2 separate regions of the Homo sapiens genome follow, and region 1 is linked to region 2. A link is an interaction called in ENCODE POLR2A ChIA-PET data of the cell type or tissue named here. Cell type or tissue: B cell. All regions are shown on one strand. Region 1 overlaps IL4R (interleukin 4 receptor). Region 2 overlaps NSMCE1 (NSE1 component of SMC5/6 complex).

Region 1 (4,000 bases), 90 kb after region 2:
CTGCTCAGTGGCCTGGCTTCGATGCTGTGCCAGCCTCTGAACCAATCACTGGCTGTGGGTGGAGAGAGGGTGCTGGTGGAGGGCCCTGCTTGTCCAGGGAGGAGTCACATACCTGCCTCTAGGGCTGCAGGTGGGCTCAGCTCCATCCAAACCAGATGAACTGAAAATAAGGCAGGAGTGGCTTCCCCAGGGGAAACTGGGGAAGAGGAAGCAGGACTGTGCTGGCTAAAATGCCAGCCAGGTTTAAGACGTGGCACCAGATGCCAGTCATGGGATTGGATTGGTCAGCATGCCTGGGCTATGGCTTAGGGGTATGTTGGTGCTCAGGGATGCCACAGGCCTCCAGATACCAGGTCTGAGGCAGAAGAATGAAGTCCAGCTTCTCTTGTGGGTGGAACAGTGGCAACTGAGATACCCCATCTCTCCCTTCCCAAGAACAGAGCTGAACATAAAGAATTTAGTGATTGGCCAGAGCTTGGCCACATGCTCCCCTCTGATGAATGATAGGCCAGGTGATGGGATTGGCACAATTGGCTTAGACTAATGAGGGTTGGCCCTGGAGTTGCAGGCAGTGGAGTTCTGTCCTAAGCAGTGGGCACCTAAACCCGATGGCATAAAAGCTGGGCGGGTGTCCACCTGCATCTGCCACAGCACTATAGGCACCAACTGTGGCTCATACTGAGTGGGATAAATTCCAGAAAGAAACATTAGGAACTTACTATAGAATTTTGGGGCTAGAGCTACTCATTCATTCCCCTAGATAATTTCTAGGCAAGGTTCCATAGTGGAGGGGGAGTTTTGGCTTGGGCATTGAAGGATGCATAGGAGTTTTCTAGATGGGGAAAGAAGGGAACGGTAGACCAGGCAGAGGGAACTGCATGATAAAAGGTTTATGGGTGTGAAAATTCATGGAATGTTTGAGGATTATGGGGTTGGGGGATGTGGGAATATGTGTAGCGATAAAGCACCAAACAAAGCCAAAAGTTTAGTTAGAGCCCTGAATGCCTGCCTCATAATGGTTTCCATATTTTATATGCCTACTATGTGCCAGGCACATTGCTCAGGGTCACACAGCTGGAAATGGCAGGGCTGAGTTTTTGTTGTTGTTGTTGTTGTTGAGACAGAGTCTCACTCTATCACCCAGGCTGGAATGCAGGGGCGTGATCATGGCTCACTGCATCCTTGACTTCCTGGGATCAGGTGATTCTCCCACCTCTGCCTCCCAGGTAGCTGGGACTACAGGCACAGGCCACCACGCCAGGCTAATTTTTTGTATTTTTAGTAGCGACAGGGTCTCGCCATGTTGTCCGGGCTGGTCTGGATCTCCTGGCTTCAAGTGATCCCCCTGGCTCAGCCTCCCAAGGTGCTGGGATTACAGGCTTGAGCCACCGCATCCAGCCCAGATCTGAGATTTGCACCCAGTATTTGAACTCCCAAGCCTGTGCTCTTTTTCCTCCCATGGACATTTCTCTCAGAGATGGTCTCCCAAACACCTGTCCTTCTTGTTAAAAAACAGACAAACCGCAAGTAGTTCTTTGGAAGCTCAGATTTCTCTTTTGTTTCTTAGTAAAACATTTCCCAGTTCCCAGCTCCCTTCCAGGGTGTAAGATTTCTTCGGTAACTTACATCTAGCTGTTGCTTCTTGTTTGCTCATGTTTAGAAAGAAAGACAAAAGAGAGTGAGAATTTTCTCTCCCTTCCCCAGTCTCCCCACAACTCACACCCCACCCTCAGCTCCCTCTGTAATAGGAAAATCTCTGAACTCTCTGTAGTTGCTCCAGCAATCTTTTGGAACTTTGCTTCTTTCTTGTGAAAAAACCTCCCCTTGGCTCACTTTGCACCAGGTTTCCCCAAATGTGCTTCCAACCACAAGCAGAAATGGAGCTGCCAGTAACCAGGAAGAAACTGCCGGGGGCTGAGGAAGAGGAGAGGGAGGTGCATAGCCCTGGATCTCGCAGGGAGAGGGGTGACAGGATGAGAACTCAGGTTGCTCACTTGCCATCAGGGTCAGTCATGAATATAGCGTTCATGTATCACTTTTTAAAGCTTTTTTGGAGGGTAAAAGTAATAGTTACACAAAATAAAAATACAAATGGTACAAAAGGACTTAGAATGGAAACATGTTTCTCTCCCGACTCCAGCCTCCTGTTTTTCTTCCCAGAGACTGACCACTGCTGTCTGTCTCTTGCCAGAAGGGAAAGGGAGGCAAGGTTAGGGCAGGCAGAGGGCATGTGCATCCTTTAGAGAGAGCTTATGTCTATACAAGCAAATGTGTGTGTTCAGTCATCGCTGTCTTAGTTTTCTATTGCTGCATAATAATGGTACTACCAGCTTCACAGCTTTAAACAACACCCATTTATTATCTCATAGTTTCTGTGGTTGGGAGTCTGGACATAGCTTAGCCAGGTTCTCTGCTTTAGAGTCTCGTGAGGCTATAATCAAGGTGTGGGATGGGGCTGCAGTTTCATCTGAGGCTCAATTGGGGAAGGGTCACTTCTAAGCTCATACAATATTGGTGACATTCAGTCCCTGGCAGGCTGTTGAACTGAGAGCCTCAGTTTCGTGCTGGCTGTTGGTTGTAGTTAACCCTGAATTCCTTCCCATGTGCCCTTTGCAAAGCCATCAAGGCAGAGAGACTTGCCTAGCAAGTAGGATATTACAGTCTTCTGTAATATAATCACATCCATGAAATCCTCTATATATCCCATCACCTTTACCATATTCTGTGGGTTAGAAACAAGTAGCAGGTCCTGCCCACACTCGAGAAGACCAGATGACACAAAGATGTGATTCAAAGTGGGGATCATCGGGGCCATCTTAGGTTTGTCTGCAGTGATCACTGTGCCATCTCTCTCTCTCTCTTTTTTTTTTTTTTTTTTTCCGAGACGAAGTCGTCACTCTGTCACCCAGGCTGGAGTGCAGTGGCATGATCTCAGCTTACCACAATCTCTGCCTCCCAGGTTCAAATGATTCTTCTGCCTCAGCCTCCTGAGTAGCTGGGATTACAGGTGCCCGCCACCACACCCAGCTAATTTTTGTATTTTTAGTAGAGACAGAGTTTCACCATGTTGGCCAGGCTGGTCTTGAACTCCTCACCTCAAGTGATCCACCCACTTCGGCCTCCCAAAGTGCTGGGATTACAGGCATGAGCCACCATGCCCAGCCCCATCTCTCTTTAAAAAACAAACAAACAAACAAAAAACATAAAAAGAAGCAGAGAACACATACACATCTGCATCTTCCCTTGTTTACTTAACAATAGATCTTGGAAGTCACTTCTCAGTAGAGGCTAGGTTGGGCAGAGCATTGGATTCTAGGCCAGTGAGTTTGGACTTGACCATGGAGACACTAGGAAGCCCATGAAGGACAGAGAGAGATGCCTCGACCCTGCCAGTCCTTTAGAAAGATCACCCAGTGCTTTTTGTATACCAAACCCTATTTGAAATACTTACGTATATTAACCCATTTCCTTATCACCACAACCCTGCGGGAAGGGAGATAGGCACTTTTATTATCTTCATTTTGCAGATGAGGACATTGAGGTCCAGAGAGGTTATGTCACTTACTTAAGGTCACACAGCCAGGAAGTGGTAGTAGGGACTCTTACCCTTGTTTTACAGATGAGATTGAATTATCTCACGAAAACTCAGAAAGGTTAAACAACTTGCCTAAGTAACATACAGCTAATTAGTCGAGGAGCCTGACGCATGTTGCTGTAGCCTGGTCACAGTTACAGAGGTGGCAAGCAATGGCCTGAACAGGACGAACAACCAAATACCCAGGCTGGTGGCTCTTAAACATGGTGGGGTCAGCTAACGACAGCAACCAGGGTGGGCACTGGTGCCCCTCGCCCCCGGCTGGTGCCCTAACATCTCCCTTTTCTCTACCAGTTCAGAATCTATAACGTGACCTACCTAGAACCCTCCCTCCGCATCGCAGCCAGCACCCTGAAGTCTGGGATTTCCTACAGGGCACGGGTGAGGGCCTGGGCTCAGTGCTAT
Region 2 (4,000 bases):
CTCATAACCAGTCCCTCCAACTGCCTGCTAGAAAAATATCCTCCATCTCACCAAATCTGCACCTCAACAAAGCCTACGTTAGACTCATCCTCTCCTTCCACCTCCTTAGCCCCTTTCCTCTCCCAAGTCCTTCTCTTTGCAAATCATCTGGTGTGGACGGTGCAGTCCACACAATCATACCACACACCTGAGCATCGAACTCTGGTCCTCCTCTCCTTAAACCTCAAATCCAGCCTGTCATCAACTTTATTTCCTATCACTAGGGCCATTCCATGTCGATGTACTTAGCACCCCCGTATTTGCCAGTGGTTGTTCTGGGCACAGGGTTAGAATGTGCTAGGCTAAAAACAATGGACTTCTATCCTGCAAATGAAGGATCTCTACAAACTAAGGGTCTTGAAGCAGGAACATGGTGTTGCCTAGCTGTGTTTTAGGGAGATTATCCTCTTTGGCATCATGGAGGTGTAGAGGAAAGAAATGGGAGGCAAAGAGTCCAGAAAGCAGTCTCCTGAAGGGATCCTACAAAAGGGGATGAGGTATCACCGAGGCTTGGCAGTGGGGACAAATGATACGAATCACTGTCATTGTGATCCCATCAAATCTCAAGCAGAATAAACTCTAAAATATCCACCTAGGCTCATCCTAATAAAACCACACAATACCAGAGATTAAACACAATCAAAGAAAAAGTCAGATGACTTCTAAAGAGCAACAAGTAGACTGCCGGCTGCCATCACAATGGCAACAATGGAAGCCGGTCACAGTGGAAACATATCTTCTATGCTGGGAGCGGGTGTCTCAACAGAGAATTCTATAACGAGCTGAAGACTGAGGATAAGACAAAAACATTTCCAAACAACAAAAAACTGAAAGAGCAAGTGACCAGCAGGTGCTCCCTAAAGGAAATTCCAAAGCATATAGTTCAGGAAGAAAGAAAGGGATACAAGTTGGAAGGTCTAAAATGCAGGGTAGAATAAAGAGCAAAAAAAGTTGGTAAATATGTGGTTAAATCCAAGTTAACTGTATAAAACAGTAAAAATCAGAAGAAATGCTTCTATCTTTAAAAAAAAGTTTTTAATACCACAGTAAAAAGAATGAGGTTTTTAAAAAACTAAATACACAAAAATAATAACATAAATGGGAGGTGAGCAATCACTGGGATTAGTGTTCTAATAGCCTTGTGATGGTCAGGAGTAGAAGCTGGACATGAATAAATTTTACACTTGCATTTTACAATTTCTAGAGTAACAACTTTTAAAAAAACAAATAGTGTATATAATTTCCAAATAGTAAAGGGGAATAATGTAATGAGAAAAAATAATGGAAAGGAAAACCAGGATAGGAAAAACAAACACAAAAAAACAAAGTAAGTCAGGAGAAATAATCCAACTAGATTAGTAATAACAATGAATAAAAATAGACTAAATGTTCCAGCTTAAAGACAAGGACTGTTAGACCAGATTTAAAACCTTATCAAATTAATAATGAATAAAATCTACCTCTATATTATAAGAGTTCCTTATAGGCTGGGCACAGTGAGCCCAGGAGTTCAAAACCAGCTTGAGCAACATGGCAAAATCCCATCTCCACAAAAAACACAAAAATTAGCTGGGCATAGTGGCACACCTCCGTAGTCCCAGCTATTTAGGAGGCTGAGGTGGGAAGATTGCTTGAGCCTGGGAGGTCGAGGCTGCAGTGAACCGTGATCACACCACTGCACTCCAGGCTGGGCAACAGAGTGAGACCCTGTCTCAAAAAAAAAAAAAAAAAGGTTGCGGGGGCTGGTCGTGGTGGCTCACACCTATAATCCTAGCACTTTGAGAGGCCAAGGCAGGTCAATCACCTGAGGTCAGGAGGTGGAGACCAGCCTGGTTAACATGGTGAAACCCCATCTCTACTAAAAATACAAAAATTAGCCAGGCATGGTGGTGCGTGCCTATAGTCCCAACTACTCGGGAGGCTGAGGCATGAGAATCGCTGGAACATGGGAGGCAGAGGTTGCAGCGAGCTGAGATGGCACCATTGCACTCCAGCCTGGGTGACAAAGCAAGACTCCGTCTCAAAAAAAAAAAAAAAAAGAAACTATAAAAAGAACTACAAATTAAATCCAAAGAAAGGTAAAATGAGAAAATAATAAAGGGCAGAAATTAATAAAGACTGAAAATAAGCATATATCTAAGGTCAACAAAACCAAAACTATTCTTTGAAAAAACATAATAAAAGTGAAAAACTTCTGACAAGATTTTCCAAGAGCTAAAACTTATAAACAAACAATATTTGAAAAAAAAGGAAATTAACTGCAAATGAGACAAATATCTGCAATTAACATACTTAAAAATATTATCAATAATTTATAATAATCTGAAATTTAACTATGTAAAAAGTCATAGGAAATTTATTCAAAACTAATGAATGAATTATCTGAAAACCTAAACACTCCTATAACCATTAATGACATTTTATAGAAAATCCATCTTCTCACAAAGAAAACTTCAGGTCCCAATGACTTTATCAAGAAGTTCTACCAAATAGTCTAAAAACAAATAATTTCAAATGTTACACAATCGCAGCGCCAGAAAAAAAGCAAACCCTCCCCAACCCATCTGACAAGGCTAACCTAATTTGGCCCTGAAACCTAACAAGGATGTCAAAAGAAAGGAAAATTACAAGCCAGTATCTTTCATGAACACAGCTACAGTATGTCCTAAGCAAAATGCTAACAAACTTAATCCAGATATGTAAAAGGAATGACATATCATCACTTAGGTTTATTCCAGCAATGGTTTCACATCTAAAAATCAATCAATGTGAGTCACCACATTAATAAAGGAAAAAGCATTTTAAAATTCACACAGGGCCGAGCGCGGTGGCTCATGCCTGTAATCCCAGCACTTTGGGAGGCCAAGGCGGGCAGATCACCTGAGGTCAGGAGTTAAGAGGCTAGCCTGGCCAACATGATGAAACTCTGTCGCTACCAAAAATACAAAAATTGGTTGGGCGGGGTGGCACGCGCCTGTAATCCCAGCTACTCAGGAAGCTGAGGCAGGAGAATCGCTTGAACCTGGGAGGCGGGGGTTGCAGTGAGCCAAGATCACGCCATTGCACTCCAGCCTGAGCAACAGAGTGAGACTTCATCTCAAAAAAAAAAAAAAAAAATCACATGGAACCAAAACAGAGCCTGAATAGCGAAAGCAATCCTAAGCAAAAAGAACAAAGCTGGAGGCATCACGTTACCCGACTTCAAACTACACTACAGGGCTAAACAGCATGGTGCTGGTACAGAAACAGGCACATACACCAATGGAACAGAATAGAGAGCCCAAAATTAAGGCCATACACCTATGACCACCTGATCCTTGACAAAGATGACAAAAAGAAGCAATGGGAAAAAGACTCCCTATTCAATAAATGGTGCTAGTATAAGTGGCTAGCCATATGTGAAGACTGAGGCTGGACCCCTTCCTTACAGCACATACAGGAATCAATTCAAGATGGATTAAAGACTTAAATGTAAGACCTAAAACTATAAAATCCCTGGAAGACAACCTAGGCAATACCATCCTGGACACAGGAACGGGCAAAGATCTCACGACAAAGACACCAAAAGCAATCACAATGAAAGCAGAAATTGACAAATGAGATCTAATTAAACTTAAGAGCTTCTGCACAGCAAAAGAAACTATCAACAGAGTAAACAGACAACCTACAGAATGGGAGAAAATATTTGCAAACTATTTACGAGAGAAAATCAAACAACCCCATTAAAAACTGGGCAAAGGACATGAACCAACATTTTTCAAAAAGAAGACATACATGTGGTCAACAAGCATATGAAAAAAAAGCTCAGTATCACTGATCATTAGAGAAATGCAAATCAAAACCACAATGAGATACCATCTCACATCAGTCAGAATGGCTATTATCAAAATGTCAAAAAATAACAGATGCTGGCAAGGTTGCAGAGAAAAGGGAAACTTATATACTGTTGGAGGGAGTGTAA

Evidence for each region. Peaks named below come from ENCODE experiments on the same cell type or tissue, not always from the same donor. Only the 100,000 strongest peaks of a DNase experiment are listed, where the experiment ranks them.
Region 1: POLR2A ChIA-PET joins it to region 2 with 6 read pairs; 13 of 35 experiments call an interaction of 5 or more read pairs at or near these places.

The regions. Positions count from the first base shown.
Region 1 is chr16:27,348,651-27,352,650 of GRCh38, forward strand. IL4R (interleukin 4 receptor) reads left to right here. Exons shown (of 11, transcript NM_000418.4): 7 at 3,890-4,000. Among named protein-coding and RNA genes, the nearest start is that of IL4R, 37 kb to the left of the region's middle. In B cell, no CTCF peak of the experiment used is centred here; no DNase peak of the experiment used is centred here; H3K27ac peaks cover 3,325 bases.
Region 2 is chr16:27,259,106-27,263,105 of GRCh38, forward strand. The region is part of intron 1 of NSMCE1 (NSE1 component of SMC5/6 complex); the gene reads right to left. Among named protein-coding and RNA genes, the nearest start is that of NSMCE1-DT, 7.1 kb to the right of the region's middle. RefSeq lists an enhancer at 1-328. In B cell, no CTCF peak of the experiment used is centred here; no DNase peak of the experiment used is centred here.